Regions from separate parts of the Mus musculus genome. Here all the other regions are linked to region 1. A link is a loop called in an ENCODE intact Hi-C map of the cell type or tissue named here. Cell type or tissue: heart. All regions are shown on one strand.

Evidence for each region. Hi-C counts contacts between places; a loop is a spot of excess contacts. Peaks named below come from ENCODE experiments on the same cell type or tissue, not always from the same donor. Only the 100,000 strongest peaks of a DNase experiment are listed, where the experiment ranks them.
Region 2: it touches region 1 in a loop (2.0-fold over the local background); 3 of 42 quality-filtered maps call a loop at or near these places.
Region 3: a loop joins it to region 1, with 4 times the contacts of the local background. A loop is called at or near these places in 8 of 42 quality-filtered maps.
Region 4: it touches region 1 in a loop (7-fold over the local background); 5 of 42 quality-filtered maps call a loop at or near these places.
Region 5: a loop joins it to region 1, with 7 times the contacts of the local background. A loop is called at or near these places in 8 of 42 quality-filtered maps.
Region 6: a loop joins it to region 1, with 3 times the contacts of the local background. A loop is called at or near these places in 18 of 42 quality-filtered maps.
Region 7: a loop joins it to region 1, with 2.5 times the contacts of the local background. A loop is called at or near these places in 7 of 42 quality-filtered maps.

Annotation. Positions count from the first base shown.
Region 1 is chr2:13,573,467-13,577,466 of GRCm38, reverse strand. It overlaps Vim (vimentin), which reads right to left and starts at 3,156. Exons shown (of 9, transcript NM_011701.4): 1 at 2,473-3,156; 2 at 1,866-1,926. The coding sequence starts at 3,035. In heart, a CTCF peak has its summit at 1,729 (motif pointing right); DNase peaks (open chromatin) are centred at 1,976, 3,256, 3,736, 3,796 and 1 weaker place; H3K4me3 peaks cover 4,000 bases; H3K27ac peaks cover 3,111 bases.
Region 2 is chr2:13,524,778-13,528,777 of GRCm38, reverse strand. Trdmt1 (tRNA aspartic acid methyltransferase 1) reads left to right here. Exons shown (of 11, transcript NM_010067.4): 3 at 3,084-3,160. Among named protein-coding and RNA genes, the nearest start is that of Trdmt1, 18 kb to the left of the region's middle. In heart, a CTCF peak has its summit at 1,911 (motif pointing right); no DNase peak of the experiment used is centred here.
Region 3 is chr2:13,395,123-13,399,122 of GRCm38, reverse strand. All of the region lies in intron 28 of Cubn (cubilin (intrinsic factor-cobalamin receptor)), which reads left to right. Among named protein-coding and RNA genes, the nearest start is that of Cubn, 95 kb to the left of the region's middle. In heart, a CTCF peak has its summit at 37; a DNase peak (open chromatin) is centred at 72; H3K27ac peaks cover 1,423 bases.
Region 4 is chr2:13,370,268-13,374,267 of GRCm38, reverse strand. The region is part of intron 31 of Cubn (cubilin (intrinsic factor-cobalamin receptor)); the gene reads left to right. Among named protein-coding and RNA genes, the nearest start is that of Gm13270, 100 kb to the right of the region's middle. In heart, no CTCF peak of the experiment used is centred here; DNase peaks (open chromatin) are centred at 777, 1,917 and 2,977; H3K4me3 peaks cover 1,029 bases; H3K27ac peaks cover 3,393 bases.
Region 5 is chr2:13,269,011-13,273,010 of GRCm38, reverse strand. It overlaps Rsu1 (Ras suppressor protein 1), which reads left to right and starts at 1,596. Exons shown (of 9, transcript NM_009105.4): 1 at 1,596-1,811; 2 at 1,989-2,100. The coding sequence starts at 1,992. Gm13270 (a long non-coding RNA gene) reads right to left here and starts at 1,434. Exons shown (of 3, transcript XR_865976.2): 1 at 1,299-1,434. In heart, a CTCF peak has its summit at 3,266 (motif pointing right); a DNase peak (open chromatin) is centred at 1,570; H3K4me3 peaks cover 1,892 bases; H3K27ac peaks cover 1,438 bases.
Region 6 is chr2:13,415,096-13,419,095 of GRCm38, reverse strand. All of the region lies in intron 27 of Cubn (cubilin (intrinsic factor-cobalamin receptor)), which reads left to right. Among named protein-coding and RNA genes, the nearest start is that of Cubn, 75 kb to the left of the region's middle. In heart, no CTCF peak of the experiment used is centred here; no DNase peak of the experiment used is centred here.
Region 7 is chr2:13,382,800-13,386,799 of GRCm38, reverse strand. Cubn (cubilin (intrinsic factor-cobalamin receptor)) reads left to right here. Exons shown (of 67, transcript NM_001081084.2): 30 at 2,756-2,930. Among named protein-coding and RNA genes, the nearest start is that of Cubn, 110 kb to the left of the region's middle. In heart, no CTCF peak of the experiment used is centred here; DNase peaks (open chromatin) are centred at 1,249 and 1,709; H3K4me3 peaks cover 567 bases; H3K27ac peaks cover 2,581 bases.

The DNA of each region.
Region 1 (4,000 bases):
TTTTTTGTTTCCTGTATTCAAACCTTCAGATGCTTATCTTTGGAATTTAGAATAAGCACTCAGTTATCTGGCATCCAGGTTCCCAGGCTAGCCTCGTATCAAGTAGTAATTCATTGTTCAAAATCCAGGTCTTGCATTTGCAGAGATATGCTCCTCGGGCAAGAAGGAAAAGAAATATAATCCTGAACTATATTGTTTTGCCTTCTCTAATTTTTTTAATGTGTAAAACACCCTGGCTCAGCCTATAGGGTATTTCTGCCTGTCCCAGCTGTCACAGTGTTATTTCAATGACTTTGTCTGTTTTAGGATGACAGATCAAAACACTTACAATGAAACTATACTTAAACTTCTCTGCAGAGTTTTTATAAAGTGATCTATTTTAAGACAGACTGTTCAATCTTGCATGTGAAATGTTGTTTCCTTTCAAGGAAATGTTTGGAAACTTCCCTTGTAAGCAACTGTATTTGCAGTATAGTTTATAACTATAATGTTGAGTTACTCTATCAGTCCCAAAGAAAATACTAATTTAAAAAAGAATATAAGAACTTAAATAGTAGTATCATTCATTTCTGACTTCTGCTAAGCCATCAAAAAATATATAAATGATATTGGACTAACCTTCTCGAAAAAGTTCAGCTAAATGTGTCATTTCATTTAAATGAATGAATGAAACAATTTTTAGTCCACAAATAAGAGATGGTGTGTATTAACTCAGTGCTTTGTAGAAAACATTCCTTTGGTGATGACTGAAAATGCCCAGTGACTGAAAGGGGCTGCATATTCGTCTACTGCCATTAAGGATGCAAATGCCTTCAGAATGCTACCTTAGAACATTCATCTGGAGAGTTTGGCTGTTGATCCTAACAAGTGTTCCAAACAAGACTGAACTGGCCATCTGTCCACTTCGGGATGCTAAGGTAATGCCTAACCCTGGAACAAACACAAACAAACAAATCCTCCCTCCATAAAATACTCCATTCTTCAGTTTAGGGTTTAATTTTGTTTGTGGAGGGTGCTAATGAGTCTACAAACCCCCCTAAAAGGGGGCCTTTCCAAATGTGAGGGAGGACTTTAGCTTTAAGAACTTTGTACACGGCATACCTCACAAGCCTGGCCCAGACACAAGATAATGGATGTTAGCAAATACTTGTGTCCAATTGGAACTGTGGTTACATCATTACATATTCAATAAGAATGTAGCCTGTTGCAAAGCTGCTCTGGGAACACAAAGGCCCCTATTCTTTCTGTCCAGAGCCACCGCATTTGCCAGAACGTCCCTATCTACATTCCATAGTGAAGCCCATAGAAACCTTTAACACCCTTGAGCTACGGGAACAGATGGCTTCTTTTCACCCTTGTTAGATTTCAAAAATGGTTGTGCAATGACTCTTCTGCTAACTTTCACGCAGTGCCGAACTTCGAAGGAAGAAAGGGAACTTGGCTTAATTCCAGTTAAACTTTCTCATCCTCCAGAGTATTCTACATTTCCAACTGGAGGAAGCAACTGTGGTTTTTATGACCTTGTGAAAGTTAGCCAATTTCACCTTCACAATCCACAATGTAATCAAATTGTAACCATTCAATATCCGAATGTCGATATGTTTCAAAAAACGAAAGGAGAAATGTTTCGGGGGTGTGGGGGATCAGAAAAATCTGGAAACGAAGCAGAAAATAAAGCCTTCATGTTCCAAAGACTGCCCTAAATAGTGGAGTTTTTCAATCTGTGCGCTTTCCGCCGCCAGGGGGCTTTACAAGCAGACGTGAAGTTCTGCACCTTTTAAAACCTAAGGGAAGTAACTTTTAGAACCGCTCGCGGGTTGGCTCCATTGGGCTGCTGGCTGCATGTGAAAAAGAAGTCTACAAACCTGTCTGAATGACTGCAGGGTGCTTTCGGCTTCCTCTCTCTGGAGCATCTCCTCCTGCAATCTGAAGCAGCAGCACATTAATCAAAGGGGAACTGGAAAACCGCCAGGGGCGGGGCGGCCACACCCAACCACAAATGCCGCCAAGCCTTGAGTCCAGAGCTGCTGTGACACCTCCACCCACAGTAGTTACTGCAACTTGTCGAGGTGGCAGCTCTCTGCAGGTGTTAGCTGGAGTTGGGGCACACTGGAAAAGACAATCACTGCCCTTCCCTTACAATTACAGCCAATCCCCTGTCCCAATATCCCAGATGCCTTTGCCATCTCTTTGTCTGGAACCCTTCACACCCATTCTTTCCTCCTGTCTGGTAACTGTAAGCCCAGAAGAAGGACCTAAGAAACTTTCTAAAAAGTTCAATGGAAGTGCTTGAGTGAGGCGAAAAGAGAAATGTTCACTGCAAAGTTTAGGTTCAGGGTGGGGCCCGCTTCCTCTGCTATCCTCCAGACAACCGCCACCCCAGCCACATCCCCAAGGGCGTGGCAGCCCCAGTGCAAGGCCCAGGACTCCCCTCCCTCCCACACCCCACCACTCGCGTAGGTCAGGCCTTACTTCTCTCGCAGCCGCATGATGTCCTCGGCCAGGTTGTCCCGCTCCACCTCGACACGGGCCTTGTCGTTGGTGAGCTGATCCACCTGCCGGCGCAGCTCCCGCATCTCCTCCTCGTACAGGTCGCCCAGGCGCGACTTGCCCTGGCCCTTGAGCTGCTCGAGCTCAGCCAGCAGGATTTTGTTCTGCTGCTCGAGGAAGCGCACCTTGTCGATGTAGTTGGCAAAGCGGTCATTCAGCTCCTGCAGTTCTACCTTCTCGTTGGTGCGGGTGTTCTTGAACTCAGTGTTGATGGCGTCGGCCAGCGAGAAGTCCACCGAGTCTTGAAGCAGCCGCACGCCCGGCACGCTGCTCCGCAGGCGCACTGCCGAGGACCGGGTCACATAGGCGCCACCGGGGGATGAGGAATAGAGGCTGCGGCTAGTGCTGGGGCGCAGTGCGCTGCCCAGACTGTAGGTGCGTGTGGACGTGGTCACATAGCTCCGGTTGGAGCTGGGCCGGCTCGATGTGCCGGAGCCACCGAACATCCTGCGGTAGGAGGACGAGGACACAGACCTGGTAGACATGGCTTCGAAGGTGGGCTGGCTTGCTGCGGCTGGAAAAACTGCAACAAGGGAATGAGGGCGCGGTGGCTGTGAATCGTAGGAGCGCTGGGGTCTCTGGGGTCCCGGAGCAAGAGTGGCAGAGGACTGGACAACGCCAAGGGCGCTGCTTTTATAACACTGTTAGGAAAGAGGGTCCCCTCCCACTGCCATCCTAGCCGCCGAGCGAGCCAGCCAATGGGGACCCGGAAAGAAGTGAGGAAGGGGGGTGGGGGAGGGAGCTCCCCTCGAGCCTTCCTCCAGGGCTGTAGGGTATCAAGCACAGTCCTGTTACTAATTGGAAGTGCTAGGCCTTTCAGGGGCTTTCCTGGTGATCACCCGAACTCTCTACTCACCCTTGGGTGCTGAGAAAGAAGGGATCGCGGGAAGGATTCATGGGGGAAGGAAGGGGGGCTCTGGAAAGTTGAGTAAAGCGATCCCTGGCACTGGGCCAAAGGGGCGTGGGACTAGGCGCGCTGGTAGGAGGGGCGTGGTCGCAGTCGCAGATCTGCGGTCTTCTGGGACTGGGTGGGTGGGGAGATCCGAGAGCGGAGGAGCAGGAAGAGCCTGCAAAAGCAGTCCTGCAGATCGGAAGCCGGGGAGAGAGAAACAAAGAGGGCCCGAGATTGGGGGTGGAGAAGCACACAGCCCAAGATATCTGGCTCAAGACCTTTGCAGAGGGCTTGTTTGACGTGGTCATATCCCCTGATCTAACGGACTCAGTTCAACTAGAGAGGATTAGGAGCCACTGCCTCTGGAGTAAAGCCCAGGGGACGGGGTGGGGTCGCTGAGTCAGTGGATATGACTCATGGAGCCCTGAGGGTGAGATCGTCTAGCGGTTCAGGAAAACCGTTAGTTGAGATTGACTCCAGACTCCAAGAGCGCTAAGCTCATTCATTGTCCGAAGTTTTAAACCAACTTTGAGAATAACCGTTCTTGTGATTGTTGGG
Region 2 (4,000 bases), 49 kb after region 1:
GGTATGTTTAGGTTCCAAAATTTCTGTAAAATAGCAAGTGGCATCCCTGAGTATTTTATTAAAATTTTTATTAAAATTTTAATTTAATGTAAATATTTTAAAGCACATCTAACCAGATACAACCCAAATCAACTAATTCTCGATATAGTATCCACTGACTGTTTTAGTTCCAACAATTCGGTATTCTTCTGCTCTACTCTTGAAGAGAAACGGTGAGGAACTCTGTGTGTTTGGGACGGTTGAGATCCCAGATGTGCACCAGGAGATGGCTGAGGACTCAAACTTTAATTATGTTCCTTGCTAGTTGTAATAGCTAATGGTAACCATGAAATTATTGGACACAGGGAAATGGCCGGGGAAGGCACCTCCAGCTCACTTAAACAAGGGTCAGTTTGTTAATGTGTGTGTTTGTAAGGACCATGGAAGAGTATCTTTTATATCTATTTATGGCATGTGATTTTTATATATTCACATATGATGCAGCAAAATGGTTAAACTGAGCAGACTGGCATATTCCTCCCCTACATTCCTACTTTGTGTGAGCCTGCTGGGCAGTTTCAGGTACAGTGTCCATCACCATGCTGTGTAATAGATTGCCTGGACTCACTCCTGGGCCTTACCTGAAGCTGGGTACTCTTCAACTACTGTTTTCAACCAGTTCATTCTGCCTCTATGAGTCTGACCTTTTCAGTTAACGTATACAGGTTAGGTCAGAAAGTATCAGCCAGGTTCTAAGGAGACCCTGAACGGATTTACCTTGAGTCAGGTGGAGGCTGTTTCCCTGCTTAGGGAGCAGTGGCGTGAGGCCAGGGTGAGTGGGAGGCCCAGGACTGGAAGTGTGCTATATACTGAGATATTGTGGGGAGGATTGTCCTTCAGTCTCTTCCCTCGGCTCTAGCAGGCAGTAGCAGGTGACTTCTGATAGGCAAAATTTCTGGATGGAGAAATGGGTTCATTTAGAATGAATGGACACTCTGAGACCGGGAAGATAGCTGTGCTAAGAGCATGATTGTCCAAGGCAGCAAGACCTTGACTGCAGCTCCCTTCAGACACGTTGATACAATTCTGGCTGTGTACCAGGGTGGCCTTGAAAAAGGCAGCTTTTCCCAGAAAGCCTGCCAGAGAAGTCTGTTATCATCTGCGGTTGAGCTGAAACATCACATATAGGTGGAACTCCTTAGTCAAAAAGCTATAGATAAAATCAGAGTACTCAGTTCATTTATCTAGCTAACAAGAGGAAAATCACTAGTGACTAGTGTATAGATTTCACAAGCAGACACTTCACTGAGCTTGTTCATTGTTGAATACGACAATGACTGCCATGTAAATGGTACAATTGCTGAATGAAGGAACATATTGTACTTATAAAGTGAACAGATGATGAAGGAAAATGTGGATAAAGGATGAAAGGGACTCAGCTGACACTGATAAATGACTTCAGACAAGAGATTAGCATGCCACCTGGTATAGTCCTCAGGGGACATCAAATTGCTGTAGATATAGTGTATAAAATACTTTCACAGGGAAGGATGGGATAGAAGTAGCCAGCTGGAAGTTTCCATTGTTTGTCAGTTCTATGCTACAAGATAGGAAAACCATTGTCTTGTAAGTACAGGCTTCATAGCTATAAATAAAACGTGAGCAAATTGATCAGAAGCATATCTGAAGGATGCTTGTAATGTGACTAAAGTGGCCTTCCTTTCAGAAATGCACTAGTATTACAAGTAAAGATTTTATTGCTATTATTTAATGAACCTGTTTTGGAAAGAGGAACACTACATCTGAAAGCATTCATAAAATTTGGTGTCTTTTTCTGAACACATTTCATTATCATTGCAGCAGGATCCATCTGTCCTTTTAAAGATTTATTTATTATTTATATGAGTACATTGCAGCTGTCTTCAGACACACACCAGAAGAGGGCATCGGATCCCATTAGAGATGACTGTGAGCCACCATGTGGTTGCTGGGAATTGAATTCAGGACCTCTGGAAGAGCAGTCAGTGCTGTTAACTGTTGAGCCATCTCTACAGCCCCCTCTGCCCCCACCCCCCTTTTTTTTTTTTTTTTTTTTTTTTTTTTTTTTTTTTTTGGTTTTTCAAGACAGGGTTTCTCTGTGTAGCCCTGGCTGTGCTGAAACTCACTCTGTAGACCAGGCTGCTCTCGAACTCAGAAATCTGCCTGCCTCTGCCTCCTGAGTGCTGGGATTAAAGGCGTGTGCCACCACTGCCTGACTTTTTCTGAACATTTTAATCTCTTGTAATAAAATTAGAAAAAATGAGTACTTCCTCAAGATCCATGTTATTTTCTGCCCTTGTGTATGTCACTAACTTAACAGAGACAGCTGACTCATTCCCAGGTCAACTCACTCTTCAGAAATTTCCTGCTTTACCAATTTACACAAACTTGTTAGAGATTTGTCATAAAAATTATAGAGGTTGCTATGCTGGTCTATTCTTTCTACATTTCTGGCCAAGACTGCTTAAGGAGTATTGGCAAATCCCTGACATGTGTTCTCATTGTTTATCTTCTGATCTGTGTACACATATATGCGTTTTATATGCATGTGTAAAAGGAACAAGTTAGGTGTTATTTTAATTACTCCTGTGTATAATCATTTGAAGTTCCTTGTGCTAAGGACAAAACAATAAACTACTTGCTGGTATCTGAACATGAGGCCTTTTGATTTGCTAGTAAATCAGCAGAGAGCACTAGACAAGAGTGCAGCTACTCATCACTACACACTCACTGAACAGAGAAGCATATTAATAGATGGGCACTTAAAGATCCCCAGACCTTTCCCAATATAGTTGATTACAAAATAAGTTCTACATGGTCGAGTCCAAAAACGACAGCATTACACCTGAGTCTTCACAGAGGAATTAGTGCTGTGGACGAAGTCACTGTGCCTCCGCACAGCCGCACAGCTTCTTCACAAAGTTGCTTTGGACGGAGGCTAGTGTAACTGAAGCTGCGTTGTAAAGCTGTGCTGTGGTATGGAAACTGTGATCTCTGATGGCTTTAGTTCTGTCTAGTCTTCTCTTCATTCTGTCTGTTTTTTCTTTCAAATGTTTCTTTCTTAGGGTATTTCACTGGAAGACTTTGACAAGCTATCTTTCAATATGATTTTAATGAGCCCTCCATGCCAGCCATTCACAAGGTATGTGTAATAAGTGTTTTTCTCTTTGGGAAGAGTATATGGGCTGAAAATACAGCTAAGTAAATTCTTGCCCAGCATGCGTTGAGGCCCTGGGTTTAAATTATGACACATATCTCACCCTCACCAAAAGGGAGATAAAAAGAGGAAAGAAAGGAGAAGGGAAAATCAAAGAACTTTAAAAGCTTAAGCTGCACTTTTTGTTTTTACAATTTTTTTATTAGATATTTTCTTCATTTACATTTCAAATGCTATCCCCAAAGCTCCCTATCCCCTCCCCCCACCCTGCTCCCCAACCCACCTACTCCTGCTTCCTGGCCCTGGCATTCCCTTGTACTGGGGCATAGAATCTTCCCAAGACCAAGGGCCTCTTCTCCCATTGATGGTTGACTAGGCCATCTTCTGCACTTTCAAAGCTTTAAAATGCTCTGTAAATATATCCCTTCATTTTAGATATTGATAATTCATCATCGAGCATAGGAATCCGCAGTTACAGTCAGAATAGCAAAATAATTTGATCAACAGTAAATACGTAATGCTATGTTATAGGTATATCTAAGGTACATTTATTTTCTTTCAGATTATGTTACTCACTTTAAATTTTTCACCTCTTGAATTCATAGCTAATTCTGATCAGTGAAACAGAATTCCCTTAAGAAATATTTTATATGTAAGTAATTTGTGAAAAATTTTAGCATACATTTACAATTTGTGTATTTCTCAAAATTAATATTATAATTCAGATTTTTCATAGTCACATTATAATTTCTCATTTCAAATTTAATATTTTTAACAAGAACTGTGTCTTAAATTAAACCTAGATCATTTTCACTATTTAATAGT
Region 3 (4,000 bases), 180 kb after region 1:
GTGACATTTGCAAAGGCAGCGGGCACTTCAGCTAGGGACCCAGCAGGGGAAGAGCTAAATGGCATGTGATCAGGAGGTGATGTCACCATGGACTTCCACAAAGGAAAGTGTGGCCTTTTCTTTGGGGAGATAGATGACATCATCCTCCCAGATGGGGGCCACCCCATTCTCTTTTCTTTTTAGTTGTTAATGAGATTTCTGCGACTCTAGACTCTAGGGTTTTAAAAGTTTGTTTGTAAGAACATTTTAAAACATTTTTAAGACCTTCTATGAGTGACTGGGTTCAAAAGATAATGCCTTTCTAGCTAACTGGACTTTCAGCCCCCGCACCAAGGGCTTCTCAAATGTTCACTTTCGGAATGCTGGCCAGGAGCTTATACAGTGTCAAGCCTCATTCCAGATCTTGGGGGCAGTCAATAGTGTGTGGCTACTATTGGTCTTTCTGGGGAGGTTCTTCTAATTTGACACTTTTATTTGTTTTTGTGACTTTGAGTTGTAAGCTTGGGTTTCTGTAAGCACTCAAGTTTTTAATACTGTCCGTTTCTTAGGGAATTGGCAGGGTAGATGCAGAGGGACAGCTCACAGCATCTATGATCCCTGTCTTAAAAAGAAAACTTCTTATTTAAATTATATAGATAACAAGCATCGTGGCATAGTACAGGCACATGCAGTGCCCAGGAAATATCTCAGTATCAAATGCTATGAATAAAAAATTAGAAGATATCTTGAAAGGCTCTGTAGGAAGCCAGCTGATAGTAAACAAAAGGTTTAAAAACACTAAGCAAAGCATGTGATAGAAATTAAGTCACGGCTGGCTGTCCAACTGATAAAAGACAAATGCAAAAAAGGCTAATAGTTTTTCCTGTCACCAGGGAAAAACCATAGATAGATTTTTTTTCTCTGTTTCTAGGGATGGATCTCAAGGGATTTGGGTGCAGAGCAAGCCCTCCATGACTCTGCTACATTACATCCCCAGTCCCCAGAGATGGATTTTTATTTTGAGCTATAGGACTCTAGATATATAAGGTAATGCAGTGCCTTGCACAGAGGGACATTTTGTAGTAATAGCATAGGTACTGGGGCTATCTTTTACAGGCACACAGAAACAATGATCTGAAGGCACCATCGAAGAAATAGTTCAGCAATTAAGAGCACTGGCTGCTCTTGCAGAGGACCTAGGTTCAGTTCCCAGCACCCATTGGCATGGTACAACAATCTATAACTACACGTCCAGTTGATCCAGTGCTCTCTGGCCTCTGTAGGTGCCAGGCCTACACATGATACACAGACATTCCTACAGGCAAAACACATACACATAAATTTAAAAATAAAACCACACATGCATATACATACACATAGGCACGAATACACAGAAATGCACACAATGAAACAGGGACAGAGCTAGAGTGACTTGTTGGTGATACAGACAGCACTATAACAAATTCTAACACAGAAATGCTACATTTTCTTTTCCTGGTACTTTCTCCAAAGTTACAGTGTGGAAATCATATTATTTAGGTTTTCATATTTGAATATTATTTTGAGAGCTTTATAATTATTTCATGATCACTCTTTTGGGTCTGTCTCGAGCCATATTTCTTCATGGTGTTTACAACGAAAGCAATTTCATGAACTGTGGTCAGGAAAGATCCAATCAATAAAACTGGCCTATGTATCACCTGCTCCGGGAGAGCCCTACCTCTCAGATGGTGATGGACTTACTCTTAGGGTGGCACTTCCTGTTAAGCTGTGACATTGCAGAGAGGAGCGCACACAGGAGCTCCTCTGCCTCTAAAGGGCCCTCAGTCATGAACAAGGTGCAACTCGCGCATGCACCAAACCTGTAAGCAAGTCATTGGAAAAGATGAAAGAAAAGATGGAGTCCTGCCACTGTTTTATGATTATAGTATGACATAAATTCTGTTTGGTTTGGACAGAGATTTAAGGAAATTTGAAGCAGAAACCACTAGTTGTGTTCAAGCACAAAAGTAGCTGTTTAACAGCTCACTAAGTCTCCCCTCAGACTTTTGCATACTGTACACATAAATGCGTGTTTCTATTTTGCCCACTTTGATATTTTGGACTTCTGTGTTTGTGCTACTTGAAAACATTTTTAGGGATGAAGATTAGAAATGAATACTGCTTTAGTATGGAGATAAGTTCAAAGTTTTGATTATGATCCTGTAACTGACTTGATTTTTGGCAAATTCTCAGTTGTAGCTTTGTTCTGAATGAATGATGCTAATTTAAAAAAAAATCTGTTTACCCAGGCAGATAACAGTGCCTGCCTCTATTTCCAGATGTTAAGGGGGCCAAGCAAGAGACTCACTTGATCATGGGTTTGAGATTAGCCTGAGCAATATAGAGTGACCTTGTCTCAAAAACAAAGAAATCTGTTTGCCAATAATCCTGCTGTTGGAATAATTTTCTCAAAAACAGTTTTGTAGCTCATTTTGCCTCAGGCTCAAGAGTTTTCATGGCAAGTTCTGTGAGCAAATGCAACGGAGAGCATGTGCAGATCTTTCACAAGACACGGAAAAGGGAGACCTCTATTTTATTTACATTTGTTTTTTGCCTCCTTGACAACAACAGTAAATACACATACACACACACCCATAAAGTTGACCTTCACTTAGCATTGGCTCTACGTATGTGGCCAGAGCCTTTGGGACCTTATGTCCCAATTCCCACATTGCCACTGTTTGAAACCCTCTGAGGGCAATTTCAGTGCTATTTCCACTGTTGCTCTTTCAAACCGTTATAAAATGGGGCAGGGGGGGGATAACCCTCAAAGAATAATGACCTTCCAAAATCATATATTGCACAATTTAAAATAGTCCTTGATTTGGGGCCAAAGGGAGAGTTTTCTCAAATCTTCTGTTTGTGTTCTGGTTTCCTAGCAACCACTTCCCTGATAGAAATTGCACATTCTTTCCAGGAGATTCCTTGCTTTTTCACACAATGTGAAAAGGGAAGTGATCGGCTATTTCTTTCTGACAATTGTAACAAACACAAATGGCCAGACTCACACAGGACAGTCATCATGTTCAGTATGAACATTAATCTTTTCTGTCTCTTAACTCTTACCTATCTCCAGATTAGTTTTATTTGATTGCTGCTGTGAGCTCAGCAAACATGTCACCTTCCTCTCACCAAGTAGGCAGAATGATACTAATGAAGTTAGTAGAATTATATTCTGCATATATATAATGAGTGATACAAAATCATTTTATGCTTTTTCTTTTCATTATATAGACTAAACAATGTAAGTTTTTATCACCTAAGAATAATTTTAACTCTGTCTTTAGGAATTTTTTAAACATTTTATTTACTCATAGTATTCATTTATTTATATGTATAGTGTGTAGGTGTGCATACCATATATGCATGTGGAGGTCAGAGGTCAACTTGTAGCAGGCATCTCTCTGCTTCCATCTTGTTAGCTGTCAGCAAACCTTTAGCTGGTAAGTCACCTCTCTGCCAGGAAATCGGCCTCAGGTCATTAATTCTGACAAAACAAATTACATTGGCCTGTGAAAATTGAATTAAAATATGATTATGATTAATATTTAATGTACCGACCTTACTGACATTACTTATTATCACTCTTGATGTTGTTATTTAAAAAATAATAATTTCACTGTACTGGGTACTTTAAAATATTATCTCCTATGTCACTCTAATACTTCTGTGAAAGAAGCAACATTGTCTCTTTGTAGATAAAAATGGCTGAGAAGGGCACCTTCAAGACACTAAGTGACTAACTCAGACTCAGAAGTTCAGAGACCATGGGATTGGCCCAGAGGAACCTTTGGTGTCAGACCCCAAAGTCTGGGCTTTAAGTCGTGGCCTGCTGTCTGAAATCAGCAGTTTCTCTCACAAGTTTCACTGTGAAAAGGTGGCATCTCACTGTGGTCTGAAGAAGTCCTAAGCTTGCAGTAGCTAATTTTATAAATGAACTCCAATAAACATTTAAAAGAAATCTATAGAATCTTTCCCA
Region 4 (4,000 bases), 200 kb after region 1:
CAGACTGATTTCCAGAGTGGTTGTACAAGCCTGCAATCCCACCAACAATGGAGGAGTGTTCCTCTTTCTCCACATCCTCGCCAGCATCTACTGTCACCTGAGTTTTTGATCTTAGCCATTCTGACTGGAGTGAAGTGGAATCTCAGGGTTGTTTTGATTTGCATTTCCCTGATGATTAAGGATGTTGAACATTTTTTCAGGTGCTTCTCAGCCATTCGGTATTCCTCAGGTGAGAATTCTTTGTTCAGCTCTGAGCCCCATTTTTAAATGGGGTTATTTGATTTTCTGGAGTCCACCTTCTTGAGTTCTTTATATATGTTGGATATTAGTCCCCTATCCGATTTGGGATAGGTAAAGATCCTTTCCCAATCTGTTGGTGGCCTTTTTGTCTTATTGACGTCCAACCCACTTTTTATACCATTTTAATTACATGCAAGTATTTTGGGCAAACAGTACAATAAGTAACTAACAAAGCAGCAAGTGATTACTCCCATGACAGTTTAAAAGGGCTTGTCATAATGACCAAAATACCTGAGCCCACTTTCTTGTCCAAGCCCAAAATCTTGTCTGAAGCCTAGTTCTGTTCTACCCTAAGACTAAAATTCCTGCCTTTCCCTACTTCTCTATTACAGCCTGAAGTTAGATTCTTGCCAAAACTTACTTCCTTATTATGCCCTAATGTCAGATTCCTGCCTGAGCTTACTTCCTTGTCATGGCCAATGTCAGATTCCTGTCTAAAGCCCATTTCCTTGTCTTTGGCCAATGTCAGACTCCTGCCAAGTGGTACTCCAGAAGGCTTTCCACAGGAGGTTACAATGGATGGTAAGGGCAATATTCTGTCAAAGTCTGACTCTCAGGACCTCTCACATTCAGTCTCTGGAATGCAAGCACAGTGGGGTTTGAGTGGCAGTCGCATCTTTCTCTCTGTGTGTTCAGATCACAGCTCATCTAGAAGGGAGGACAAGCCCACAGATAGCCCCAAGCTGGAGCATCAGGACTGAAAGGCAAACTTCAGCATTCAGAGGAAACAAATTAAAAATTAAAAATAGAGCCATCGGCCAAATACAACCTCCCCTCCCCCTTTGGTTGTTCCTATCAGGTGTTCTATCACTGTGATGAACAATTAACTAAGGCAATAAGGTAATAAATACCATCCATCTTCTTTCATATAACCCACAGCAGTCTGTACCCATAGGCAGAAATCTGATGCATGGATTCCTCCTAATAGACACACCGTAATTATATGAGTGAATGAGTCCTTGCCATCTGTACTCCTGCTGGGATCCGTGCATTTTAAGATTTGCAGAGGACACTGTCATTGACATAGGACCTCATTATTTTGAGTTGCATGAGGACTTAGAAAACATGGTACAGATGTGTTGTCTAGAATTTCATTCTGCTATAATGAAAAGGGAGGGAAACTGATTTCTTTCAACACTTCTATTAAAATGTTGAGGCTCCCACACACAGCTGACTTGTACTGGGCTTCATATAATTTGGTAAAATGTCCGTGATTCCTGCTTGCCTGCTTTCCAGCCTGGTGTTAGCTCTCCTCTGACTTTGGGGATGATAAGTCATGAGTGTTTAATGCTAGACAGCATTTGCTGGCTGGGGGGTGGCTCTGTGTAGTCATCAGGGAAAAGTGACTCCATTATGTTTTCTTTCCTGAAGGGTAAGTGTTAAAGTGACCTCCAACCGCCAGTTTAATTGCTTCGTTAGAATTTCTCTTCTGAGCCTTAGGTACTATGGGTCTGTAAGTTCTTATTGATCTGGGAGAAAACGGCTGCACTCTGTGTGAGAAGGAGGGGGAGGGACAGACTGCGGTGGGGGAGGGGGGAGAAGGAAGGGCTGCTGAGAGGCTGACCTCTGTTTCCAGCAGCCTCTGTGCTCAGTGCAATGGAATGTCTGCCTTGTGTGAATCAGTGCAGATAAAAAAGCAAGCAGAGCACAGGCCATCCTGCCTATTATTTGCAAGGAGAAATGCACTCAGGCAAACAGCTGGAGCAGGAGGAGGAGGAGGAGGAGGAGGAGGAGGAGGAGGAGGAGGAGGAGGAGGAGGAGGAGGAGGAGGAGGAGGCAAGCAGCCCCTAACTGGTTCGGTTTTGGTTGTTTGTTTTTCCTGAAGCTTTTGGTGACTGTCTAAGGGAAAAAGAAAGGAAGCCAAGTGTCTGATCTGAACTGAAACAATCCAGACCCACAAGCCTCACTCTGAGGCACCAGAGCCTGTTGTTCTCACATTATCTGCCCACAACACCCAGAGCTCAACAGGACAGGCGCCTAAGGCAGGGTCCATAATTTGTCTCCCCCCAACCCCCCTTCGATGCAGCCCATGATATGCTTGCATTTAAAACACAGTCACTTCCCAGAGGGGACTGAAGGGAGTCAGGAGTAATCGATAACTAGAGTTTCAGAGAAAGGGAAACAGCCTTCTTTAAATATTTACTGTTTTACAATGAGTTCAGGACAGTCACCCTCCTTCCTTCTCCCCTCCTTTTTAGGTCCTCCCCATTCTCCTTTTCTCTCCCTTCTTCCCTTCTTTCTTGATCCCCATCAGACGTTTTAGGTTGCTTGAGCAAGGGCTTTGAAATGTTTGTTTTGTGATTCACTTGTGATAATCTGCTTAGCCATTCCCATGCCTATGTCAAATGAATCTCCGGTAGCTATGCCAAAGCAAAGCAAGGAACTGAGCTGAAGCCACAGCTCATGGGCCAGGGTATTTATCATGTTTGATGTTCATGTTGGCTCCGTCTTTTTAAACGTTTCCTTCTTGAGGGATCTTTACGGCCCTGCTCCTAGGCCTGGTCACATCTCCTAGTCTTTTGAAAAATGTGAAGGCCGAATGGCATAGTGTACAATAACAGCTTAAAAGTAGGAGTCCTGAACTGAGATGGAAGTTTGTCAATTTAACTTGGTTTTCCATTTCAGACCAGCGTACTGGGAAATATCATTAATGCGGAAGCCCAGCTTCCTTCCTCTCTCCCCTCAAAAAAAGCCATTGCAAGGAGTCAGGTTTCTGTATCCTTCCCTGATTACATCTATGACTCTAACAGCATGGACCATATCCCGAGAGCCTCCCTTCTTTGTCATTTAGTACTTCCTCTCTTTTGGGGCCAGATTTGAAGCTGAGAATTCCCTTAGCAGCTACGCTACCATATATAACATGGAGGTGGTTCATGAGTTCTCTGTTCTCAAGGTTGATTTTGTATCTTGATATGGTATAAACCAATGACACGACTGCTCCACGCTATGGGAAGATTCGATTGTGCATCAGAGAGAAAAAATATACAGTGGCATCTGGAAGAGCCTAGAGCAGGTAGAAAAAGAAGTAGACTGAACACAGCCAGAAGACTGGTCATGGCCAGTGCTATCTTCCAGAGAGGGGAAAGTAGCAGAGGAGAGAGAATAGAGAAAGTCTAGTGAGGCTAGACCTAGGTTATAAGAAGTGGGGGTGGAGGTGGGTGGAGACCAGCGGGTGAGCATTGAAATGTATAACAAATACTTGTGAATGGGGACTGAGGGAGCCTGGGGCCAGCATGGACATTGATATGCTGAGAGGTGCCAGAGGTGTATGTTAGTTGGAGAACCTTTTGTCTTGCTGGAGGTAAAGGAAAAGACTCCTTTGGTAGACTGAAACTGACTTCACAAGTTCCTGAGGAATGCTGGGCTTTATCTAACGTCCAGAAACCCACCTTTAATCCAGGTTGGGCCCATTTCTGATATTTTGAGTACCTTTTGGAGTTTGGGGGATTAGAGTTTACTTTGGACCTGACAGATATGAATAGTTCTTTTACTGCCATAGATCTTGCCCTTCCCATGTTTCTTTTACTGTGCTAAGATTTAATTCACTTAAGCAGAGACATGAATTGCCAGATGGAGTTCAAATCTCGTAAAGATCAGGATGGAAGTGAGGAGCTGTGCTGTGCCAGAGATCTGCAGTTAGGCCCAGGAAAGGCAGCATGCAGACACTAGTATACCCGGGTCCAAGAGCGCAAGCGCATTT
Region 5 (4,000 bases), 300 kb after region 1:
CAAGAGATCTGCTGTGGTCATCATAGCTGCGTGGAGGATGAACTGAACTGGGGTGAGGGAAAGTAATGTGAGGGTGCAAAGAAAGGCGGCAGTCTCCAGGCTAAGGGGGCAGGGTAGGGGTAGAAGACATCAAATCTTCCTGCATTTGACTTTGGGCTTCCAGCCTTCAGAATTATGGCGTTTTGTTACACCAGCCCTAAATGATGCTTTAAACTTATATAGTAAAACTATCTCCATCAGAAACAGCCAGAGAAAAACTATCAGTAACCTTTCAAAAAGCACTAATAAATATTGATGCTTTGGGCTTAGAGGGCTCACAGAAACTGAAACTGCATCCACAGCTTGTATGAGACTGTGCTAGATCAGTGCTCTCAGCAAATGTCTAGCTTAAGAAGTGATGAGGCAAGCCGGGCGTGGTGGCACATGCCTTTAATCCCAGCACTTGGGAGGCAGAAGCAGGCGGATTTCTGAGTTCGAGGCCAGCCTGGTCTACAGAGTGAGTTCCAGGACAGCCAGGACTATACAGAGAAACCCTGTCTCGAAAAACCAAAAAAAAAAAAAAAAAAAAAAGTGATGAGGCCTGGACAATGCAAGTTGCCTGCATTGCAAGTATCATCGTTTCATCTGAAGTGTGTTTAAGGAGAAATTTCTGCTTTCAAATTCAAAGTGCCGAATCTTTTTCTAGTACCTGCTTGGCTCATTGCTTATATATGTGTGTCTAAACTTCTGCACGTCTGTCTGACTGCTTATCTGTCATGTACCTAATGCCAGAGGAATAATTCTGGAATGATTTCCTATTTAATAGTGTGAAATTGTCACTAAGATTAAGTTTTTTACTGGGTCATCAAGATCTAGTCATTAGGAGGTAGAACCCAGAGGGTCAGCAGAAAGTTTATCTATCTATCTATCTATCTATCTATCTATCTATCTATCCATCCATTCTATTTGAAGAAAGTGGGAGAGTTCTAAGAGCCAAGATTTCACGGTTCATGGGTGTAAACACCAACTCAGACTTCTGACATAGTCGTGGTTTACTGTTAGCATCTAACCCTAAGGGAGATAGATTCCAGTTCCCAAGACCAAAAGGAACGGAGCAAAACAGTTAGATACAGAAACCTGTGAGTTACCAGCTGAGGACATAAGTTTCGGGCGGAATCTTTGTCTTCAGAATCTTTACCATAATCCAGACCTCATACCTCCACCAGGTCTGCGACAGCCAGGGGCACACGAGGGACTCACGGTAACAACTCTCCGTGGGAGGGGACCGGCAACGAAAGACGCAGGACAAAAGAGAGTACCTGACTTGTGGATTTCTCAGGACGGAACTCCAAATCCCTCAACACAAGCTGCATTCTAAGAGTCTACCTCGGTACCAGCGACCAGCTTAGAATCCCCTGCTTCCGCCCACAGAACTTTGTCCTTCAGCTAGCTTACTGAGCATGCGCAGAATCTAGATCACATGCACTTGCTGAGTCCAATTCAAGTTCCAAACTCAAGAAGATGGGCGTTCCTCAGCGTAGGGCGGAGTCTCTGAGACTAAAACGTGTACGATTGGTCCGCCTCGGGGTCCACTTTCTTCAGTGGGCAGAGCCTCGCCTGGAGCCACAGCTGGGAAACAGTTCTCCTAATTTGGGAAGTGTCAGGCCGGGAGGGGCGTGGGGTTGGCCGGATTTTGTGTGCGCCTGCGCGATCGCTGGGACAGGGTGTGTTCCTGCTGCGGGATCCTGTTTTCGGCTGATCCAGTTCATCGCTCTCCACCCGAGTTTCCCTTGCAGGTCCCTAATCACACCCACCAGGTGTTGCTCGCTGCGGTGAGTGTGCGGGGTCCAAGTCCTCCATTAAGGACTCCATGGTGATACCCATTCTCCCCTAGGCAGCCCTGGAGAATTCAGCCTGGGCCTCTGCTCCTTTCCTGCCTTAACCTGCCCCACAACCCCCAGGCTCCCATTTTTGCCATCATCCACGTGCTTTGTTGTCCTTTGCTACAGAACATGTCCAAGTCACTGAAGAAGCTGGTGGAGGAGAGCAGGGAGAAGAACCAGCCGGAAGTGGACATGAGTGACAGGGGTATCTCCAGTATGTTGGATGTCAACGGCTTGTGTAAGTTCTCTTGGACAGTTGCTAAGTTTGTAAGTAACTGCTCTCTTGGGAGGCGAGTTTCGGAAGCCTGCCATTCCACCTTTGCTCGTCACTTGGTCACTTGTCAGGAGCTTGCAAACCACAGTTAGTTCTGCTGGGACTGGTGAACCAGATGAGAACGTCACACGAGGTGTGCTGCAGTTCCTTCTCAGCGGGTGAGGGAGCTTCATAGCTTTGAAGTCCATCTTCCATGTAGTGTCCCAAGTAGCCATTTTTGTTTGTAATTTGGAAGTCACGTTTTACTCTATGAATCATGAGCTGGTGGTACTCAAAAATTACATGCATAGTAAGAATTCTTGTGCCAGTAGTATTTTCAACATTTTCCTTCATTACGTATTCCTGGGTCATTCTCCCATTTGTGTTCAGGCATTGCTCAATCTTGTGATCCAAGCTCAGCACCCGTTTAATCAGGGTGTTGCTTTCAGCTGTGAACTTATATGACTCTTACTTTATTGTTTTTTTCTCATCTGTAAAACCAGACAGGGAACTCAGTACAAGTGGGAATGGTCATAAACTCCATTGCCTGTGCCCTTCTCATGGGCATCTCCTCTTCTCCACATGGAGACGGTTATCCCCATGTGTAAATGCTGCATCACTATCGCCAGATTTTGTGTTGAGAATTCTAGTGTCCACTTTTTCATGATCTTTAAATTCTGCAAACTAATTCTGGTCTTTGAAAACACTTTTTAAGTAAGTCACCACGCTTCTGTAGGTTCCTGTGACTTCATTTGGATCCTCTGAGAGCTTAACTGTTGAGAGTGGTACCCCCACATTCCTCAGCGGGACATACAAGGTCTGATTCTGATCATAAACCGATCCCTTCCATGCATTCATTCCAAGCGATGTTGAATAAGCTCCACTGAGTGACCCTGAGCAGCCAGATCTTCCTGACTTGCAAGTCTGTTGTCTCCTTATCTATATGCCTTTCCACCTGACGTCCCTTAACTTAACTGCCAAGAGTCAGCTCAGACATCATAGCCTATGAAAAACGTTCTCTTTCTATCTTCCTGTGTGAACCCACCTTTCTACAAGGCACAGATTGCATAGCCTTTAATTAATTAATTTTTTAAAAAAGATTTATTTATTTCATATGTGAGTACACGGTTGCTCTCCTCAGAGACACCACAAGAGGGCTTCCATTACAGATGGTTGTGAGCCACCATGTGGTTGCTGGGAATTGAACTCAGGACTTCTGGAAGACCAGCCAGTGATCCTAACCGCTGAGCCATTTCTCCAGTCCAATTAATTTATTTTTAATCCAGTAGACTCTCTTCCTCATTCGAATACCAAGAGAATATGCAATGCCATGCTTGTGTTCTTGAGAATAGTGTCTGGAACACAGTCGGCACTCTAAATGTTGATAGGAGTCAGAGTAGGATGTTAGAACATCAACCAGAGGGGAGCTGTACAGAGACCTTAAAGTCAGTGGATAGCTTCCTAGGCATGAAGACTCTTGTCTGTTCTTGGAGTACAGGCTGGGATGGATGTTGACACATTAAGGCCAAAGTGGACTGCAGACATCTAGCTATCATGAAGAGTCCTGCTTTGACATACCCTTAGCATCTTGATAACTTCTTGGTTTGGGTGACATGTGTTGGTCTCTTGCAGTAAGAATGGGTTTGTGGTGATTTTTGACACTGAAGTGTCTGCCGAGGATCTAGACACTCCCATTGCTTTGGCTTTATTTCGGTTTCCACTGCTGTAAAGGAAGAAGAGGCTAAACAGAGAGCAGGGGACCAGGTGCATCTGCGCCCTGAACAGCACCTAGTTCTCTGCCTGCTGCATGCCTCCCTATGGGCTGAAGCCTGAGCCCACAGTGGTCTGAGCCATTTGTATCATTCTGGAAGATGAAGACCCATGT
Region 6 (4,000 bases), 160 kb after region 1:
ACCCAAATCATAGGTTGATGACTGGCATGCTCAGTTGTCTCAGTCCTTATAGTCAGTGTACCACTTGACCCAATCATTTGGTCACCTCCACAACAACTGCTCCTTTTACAGCATTACAATGAATCCACAATAGCACTTCTCATTTCTGAGAAATAACCATGGCAATAATTCAACAAAATCTATGGTTTTGTGCAAACATGACATCTAACAGGGGCTCACATGGTTGATTGGCCTTCCAAGTGCCATTTCTGCAGATTATTTGAATGTCTCCGTGTGGTGTCAGCATTTTTCCTTTGTAAAGACTGCAGTCTAGGACTTAGAGTTGGCTTGGTGGTTAAGAACACTTGTGGCACTAGCATGAAGGCTAGAGTTGTTCAGATCCGATAGGATACCTGTAAATCTATGGAAGAACTATATGGAAGAAAGCTATGGAAGATGAAAAACTTGCTGGGGCAGATTATGGGGTTTTCTTACTTCCAGGTTAGCTAAGAAAAATGTGAACCTCAGGTTCAAGGAGAGACTCTAGCAAAAAAAAAAAAAAAAAAAAAAAAAAAAAAAAAAAAAGCAGAGAATGATAAAGGACACCAGATATTCTCTTTTTAACATTTCATGTATGCACAGAGTACCCACACAAGTGACATACACACACACACACACACACACACAAACAGATATAGATAGATGATTGAACTTTCAAAAATTGTCTCTAATGATTTAGAACTATAACATTTAAAACTGGCTATTAAATCTAGCTGCAGTCCAAAATCCACTAGGGATCTCATTAGATAGAGCTGACTTTAGTCATTACTAATGGTAATATCTTCATTTCAAAACTCTATTGGTAAGTTACAAGTGTTCTGGTAGGTATCTTAGTGTGTGCCTTTGTGTACAATAAATATTTCTCTTTAAAATGAATCTTATTATCTTAGTCAGGGTTTCTATTCCTGCACAAAACATTATGACCAAGAAGCAAGTTGAGGAGGAAAGGGTTTATTCAGCTTACACTTCCACATTGCTTTTCATCACCAAAGGAAGTTAGGACAGGACCTCACACAGGGTTGGAAGTTGGAGACAGAGTAGATGCAAAAGCCATGGAGGAGTGCTCCTTACTGGCTTGCTCCCCCTGGCTTGCTCAGCTTGCTTTTTTATATAATCCAAGACTACTAACCCAGGGATGGCACCATCCACAGTGGACCCTCCCTCCTTGAGAAAATGCCTTATAGCTGGATCTCATGGAAGCATTTCTTCTGTGATAACTCCAACTTGTGTCAAGTTGACACACAAAACCAGGTAGTACACTTACTTTCCCATAGCTACAAGGAGGAGATATTCTCCTGCCAACAGTTTAGGAGGGCCCAAATTAGCATTAAAATACAAGCAGCATTAGGCCAAACCCACTACAGGAATGGGTCCACCCACAATGAGCTGGACCCTCTCCCTTCACTAAATGAAGAAAATACCTAATAAAAATAGATAGATAGATAGATAGATAGATAGATAGATAGATAGATAGATAGATAGATAGATAAACGAAAATGCCTTATAGCCGGATCTTATGGAGACATTTTCTCAATTGAGGTTTTCTCCTTGCAGATGACTCTAGTTTGAGTCAAGTCTACATTAAACTAGCCAGCACTCTCTTCCATCCTATCCTTTCCTCCCTTCCTGTCCTTTTCCCCTTTCAATTTAAGGAAGTTTCAAATTCTTCCTGATTATGTCAGTGCTTTCTGTCAAATACATTTCCTTCCAGTGTATACAATCTATTTCATCTCTTGCCAAATCCTTACTGATGTCATCCTACTCACCAGATGTTTATGTCATTATATATTTCACTCTCACGTCCTCTTTTTAATTGCAAAACAACCACTATGCTACAGCGATTTTCAATTACAAAATAATGCATTTCAAATAAGAAAGGGATTAACAAGCCCATCACCAATGTCCCTGAATTCTCCATTTTGGCACCATACTCCCTGTCTGTGTCCTAAGATATTTCCCATCCCACAACTGTGGATCACATGGTATTTTAATCACCCACAGTGCTATTTGGGTTTTGTGTCAAACTCATACCACTTGCTGATGCTTCATGCAAATTCATTGCTCAGTCACATCAGAGTCATAACACGTATTCTTAGCTTTCCATACAGTGATTCATGAACACAGACAACAGGGAAGTCTGTTCAGGGTAACCACATTGCTATATGCCACAGAAACAAGAGCTTTGAGTTGTACTGAATGAGAGAAATGCTGAGATAAACACAGCTTAAGGGGCTAGTTATTTGCTTTTTAAAGCTATCACTAGCCTACAATTCACCATCCAGACAGTAGAAGATGTTTTAGACTCCTAAACTGTAGAAATTAACTGTATATCATTAGTTTTTCATGTCATACTAGATGAAACAGATGCTAACGTATCACACAATAAAGAGTCTATCGTAGGCTGCGTTATCTGTTTGAGAGGGCTATTGATGGGTGCTCTGAAGGCATCAGACAGGGAAGCAATCAAGCTTTTCTGATGACCAGAGAACACAAACCCAAGGAAGAAGGATCCCCAGACATCAGAGAGGTTGAGGATTGACAAGAGAAAGCTGACTCTGCACACCTGAAGATGGATTACAAGGGGCCTCTAGGGTATCAATAAGAAAGTCATGAATTTCAGTGTTCCTTTTCAGAACTGTAAGTCTCTCAAGGGCCAGATAAAAGAAATAGCATGATCAAATAGATATTTTCATAGTGTAATATTTCCCTTATTGAACATGTGTGTGCTTTTTGTTTTGTTTTATTTTGGTTTGTTTTGGTTGAGTTTTTTTTTTTTTTTTTTTGAGGGGGGGGCAGTTGTTGAGCCAGGGTTGGCCGTGAACTCCTAATTCTTTTGTGTTAGCCTGGTGAGTGTAATGACTGCAGGCAAGTACCACCATGCTGTTTTCAGATCTGTATATTTTAAAAATGATTGTGGCTACTCAAATAATATGGAGATCCATTATTGGGCTTGAGGTGGAAAGCGGAGGAGATGGGGCAAAGCCCCATATTGCTGTGGAGAAATAATGTTCAAACTGAGGACTTTTAAGAACATTCTAGAATTGCTTTCTTGACTCTTCTTCCATCCTTGCAGAGAGAACTTAGCATTCATTCTTGGACATTTGAGGAAGATGTTTTTCACCCTTAGTGCAGTATCCCTCTCTTGAACATGCCATCTGTGTTCCTCCAGCTAACCAGCAGCTCAGCCCAGTGGCATCTGTCTCCTCCCCCAGCAGAGAGCTAGAATCCTCAGCAGCCCCAGAGCTCTCTGTGGGTGGCCTTTGACTTCCACGTCCCCTTAGTCCACAGATGCAGCTCTGCTTAGGATTTTGTCTTCTCTTTCTCTCTTGGAATCTGTTTAAAGACAGAAGTTTCTATCCAGTTAAAGTTTGTTTTTTCCTAACCTCTCCAAAAAGGGAAATGAAAAAACATGTTTGTATTTGCACATAACTGCTGGTCACATGTCCATACAACTGCTTCCATGCAGGGTTCCCGAACAATCTCTCAAGATCCAGAAATTCTGTTGTCAGTCTAATAGTAGTCTTCTTTAGTTCTCCTTGAAAAATATCATTGGAAATGAAATTTCTTACTTGTGCAGTTGAGGAGCCCATTATTAGAATCAAATCTGTTCAAGGAGGGTTTAATCAAATCAGTTGAGCCTGCTGACAGCTGTGGGGTGGTAAGAATAAAGCTTCATGTTCCTCAAATATTCCCTGGCTAGAAGTGACCCTTAAGCATCGGGCTCTATTGCAGACCTGCTCAGTCCTTTCTATGCTGCTCAGTAGAGCATGACGGTTTAGAAAGAAGATTCTAGAGCCAGTAAGCCTGGGTTTAAATCTAAGCTTGAATAACCATGGATGGGTTGTTCAGTCTCTGGGTGTCATTTCCCTCAGTAAAATGGAACAATCAAAGTAAATGAGCTAATACACACAAAGAATGAGAACAGGGCCTAGCACACAGCAAACAATGCTAACTGCTGTTC
Region 7 (4,000 bases), 190 kb after region 1:
CAAGTAGCACTGTTAGGGGTAGGTGGTCCTATGCCAGCGCAAAGATGTCTGTGACAAGAGTTGGCAACCTGCTCAAGTTTACATGTATTAGGACAAGCTGGGAGTTCTGTGGGCTCCTAAGTTCTATTAAGAACATAGTTTGAAGGAATATGTCAAGACCCCAAAGGCTATAAAGAGTAACTCCTTTTTCATATCTCTGCCATAGATGGAAAGTTCTGTAGTGACCTAGTGTTAAAATGAGCATAAGGAGGCTGTATTTTTTGTGGTTGTTTTGTTTTTCATTCCTTTGCTTTTTTTTTTCTTAGTCACTGACAATATATTGACAGTCGATTTCTAAATCTGTTACCCAGATGAGTGTATGATCCAGAAAAACGGCTAACTTTCTCAACTCCACACTTATTTTTTTAATCCTGTCAAGCACAGCCAAATGAAAATTACCATCACTAGACATTGGACTTTCTGGGGTCCCCTAAGTTTTACCAGGAGCCATTTCTTTCCCTAAAGAATTACTGTCCAGAAAGTGGCCAGTTGCATAAAGCAACTGCCATAATCCTGTTATGCTGACTTGGTCTTCAAAATAAATGGAGCCAACAGAGCAGAAAGCAATGCTCAGAACAGATTAACACTGCAGGCTTTGAAATACTCCCCACCCTGGGCATTTGCTAAAAACACACTTTAATCTCTGATCAGCATGCCATTTTCAGGGTTTAGTCACACTGGAGTGGAATGAATCACACCCTGAAATTCTTTCCATCCTTTCCCACTTGTGACCATACGCTAATGATCAGTTTTATTTATGGGCACCAAAAAATGCCATTTTGTTGTTTTGGTTATGGAAATCCCAGGATGGTTTTGTTTTCAGTCTCCAAGAAAGCTCTGTGCAGAGCCTGGATCAACATCCAGGAGAGGAAATCCCCTCCCTGGCACAATCAAACAAGACAATTGCTTGGTGTGGGCAGTTAGCATAGACAGGGCCTCTCAGCAATGGTCATTTGTGAGTTCAGCCCAGTACCAGGGGAAGCAAAGAATGTCCAAAGTGGCAGTGTTTATTCTTTTGGAGGCTCCTAGTCCTAGCCAACTCCTAGCTGGTATGAATATGACCGCTGGGGAATAGATGAACAAGGAAAACAAACATTATTTTGCCAACTTGTAGGTTTCTTTGTCAGCATCTAGTGCCAGCTCCGTGCTCTCTGGAAATATGTGCTGGTGGTTGCACTCCCTTGATTAGGAGCACAGGCTGCTGGCTGCATTTGCTGGAGACTGTAGCCTGGGCCAGAAGGAAAGATAGACATGGGGAAAGGGCGTATGTCGAAGGGGCCAAAGGAGGCTCTTCCTGAAGCTCTGCTTTTTATGGCCTTTTCAGGGCCTCCCAAACACTAAACATCATCTCCTAATGAAAATAAGCCCAGAGCAGTTGCTGGCTTCATTCCTTTGCAGTTACTGGCCTTGTGTTCAGCCCTCTGGGAAACAGCAGTTTCTTCTTACTTTAATTCTTGCTTTACTGGGGGCTGGGGCGGGGGTGGGGGGTGGGGGAGGGAGGGTGGATTAATCAGACAAAGAAATCATTATAGATTCAAGTCATGTACTTCTCCTCCAAAGTAGGTTTCTTGTTCTCACTGTCTCCCCCAGGGAACTCTCCAGTGAATTCCCTATCAGTCAGCTGAGGGCTTGAGAGTGAGGAAGGAAGGGAGGAGCAGGAGGAGGGAGGCCCAGTGAGAGGTGAAGGGGTGCTGCCCATTGAGACATTACCCAGAGCTGCCTTCCTGCCTGGCTTTGGCCCTGGGTGCTGTGAAGGACTCAGACACAAACATGCATGAAAACTCTCATCCAAACTGCTCTGCCTTCTACAAAGCAACTTTGATGAAACCTTGGATATGGGAGTACGAGTGTCAGTGTTTGTTTCTTTAAGTCTTATCTTCCCTTCACCCCTAGTCCATGCACACTTAAGATAAGTGTTCAGCATGTGAGCTCTGCTGGAATAGGGCTTAGGAAAGAAAACCCCTTTCTATAGAATGTACCACTGAGTTGAGGGATCCCAGTCAGTTATACAGTTGGGCAAATTTCGAGGTATCCATGAGGGTTGCAGCCATGTGAGACAGACTTGGAGGGTTTCCACATGGGAGATAGGAGATCCTGGCCATGCTCTTCAGTGCAGACATGGGGAATGCATGTCACTTCTGTGATTTCCAGAATATACTTTTGCAGGTTGTATTTTGATTTCCTCTGAAGAAACATACCTGTTATGTTTTACTCCTAATCTTGTAAAATATCCAATTTTCAGGATAGATGAGATTTCCTAAAAGTATAACTAGATAATCAACAGCCTTTAGTGAACTCAACATTCAAAAGCAAAACCAGCTTTCACCTGAGACTTCCAAGACTTAGAAAAATCAATCTTTATACTATATTATATGCAATGTCTCTCCAGAGAAAGCAAGAATCCCCAGACTGATGAGAAAGAAGAAAGCAAAAGATAGAAAAGATCCTAGAGTAGTCTGGGTGTTTTCTATCAGATGAAGCAAATAGGTATTTTGTAAGTGATTGAAAGTGTGTGTTCCTAAGGCAGAGGGAGTGCCTATAAATACTCATTTCAGGTTTATAGTTGATCCCACCAAGGGAGGCTAAGTACAATTACTAATCATAATAGAGTCCAAGAATTGGTTGCAAAAATGAGCTCAAAACAGGGCTGATATGTCTAGATTTATCTTTTAACTAATGTCCTTTTTTTTTTTTTTTTTTTTTGCATCCTTGTTAGATCTACACAGGTCTTGATTTTCACTCTCCAAGAATAGCCCAGTTGTGTTCTCGATCACCATCGGCGAATCCCATGCAGATTTCCAGCACTGATAATGAACTAGCAATCCGATTTAAGACAGACAGCTCTTTAAATGGAAGAGGTTTCAATGCCTCATGGCGAGCAGTCCCTGGAGGTAGGTGAACCTACGGAATCATGCTGTAAGCTTTTGAGCTGAAGCCTAGATGAATTTTACAAAATTATTAGAAGAAGACATGAGAGTTATCCCTTAATGACTTTGTGACTTCTCAATATCATGACAGGGTTTAACGTTCTAAGGATATGAATAAGCCAATCAGTCCATGTACGAGCAGAATTGAGGTGGTTGGAGAGACTTGTTAGCTGAACGCATGACTAGGTCCTGTTCTCCAGGTGACATCAGAAAATGGTTGGAGAGTGTACTAATGCTTTGATTCAACCATGAATCCGAGTTTCCAGACTCTGAAGGTCCTTGTCCCCAATTGGTTTTCGATTGATCAATAAAGATGCCAACAGCCAATGGCTGGGCATGGGGCAGGACACTTACAGTTGTATAGGTAGGATGCAGAGAAGAATGAGAGATTCCCCATAACTCCGGGAAGAAGGGTGGGATACAGAGCTTCAGGAGATAAAGCCAACCAGCCACGTGAGATTTTGGGTAAATGGCCACTTCAGGGGAAGGTTTAGAAGTACCCAGTCTTTGAGGTAGCCAAGGCATTTAAAAATAAGATAATGTGTGTGTCTTTCATTTGAGGATCCAAAAATAGCTCCCGGGTGGGTGCACATGTGTGATCCACCAGGAGCCAAAGCAGTGTACCAAAAACTTCAGCAAGCGTAAGTGTCCAATTGCATACATCATGCCATAGACTAGGTTTTGGACTCTTAGGAAATGTAAAAAGAAATAAGCATTAAATTTGTCAAATCCAAAATTAAGTGTTGCAATACTGATTTTCTGCCTAAGATCTCAGGCTGTCAAAATAAGTTACTTACTTTAAATGTTAAATACTTTTTAACAAAGTGTTTTAATAGACACTCAGGCCTGGTGAGGTTAGTGGTGTTTATGAAATGGTTACTATATCCCTGGTATTTTTCTAACTAATAAGAATTATTTTATTTAATAGTTACAACTTACACTGTGAGGGAATTCTCTTGTATATCCTCATCTTATAAGCACAGACAGGAAACTTAGAGGACTCGTTGACTTGTCCAAGGTCCCATAGCTGTTTC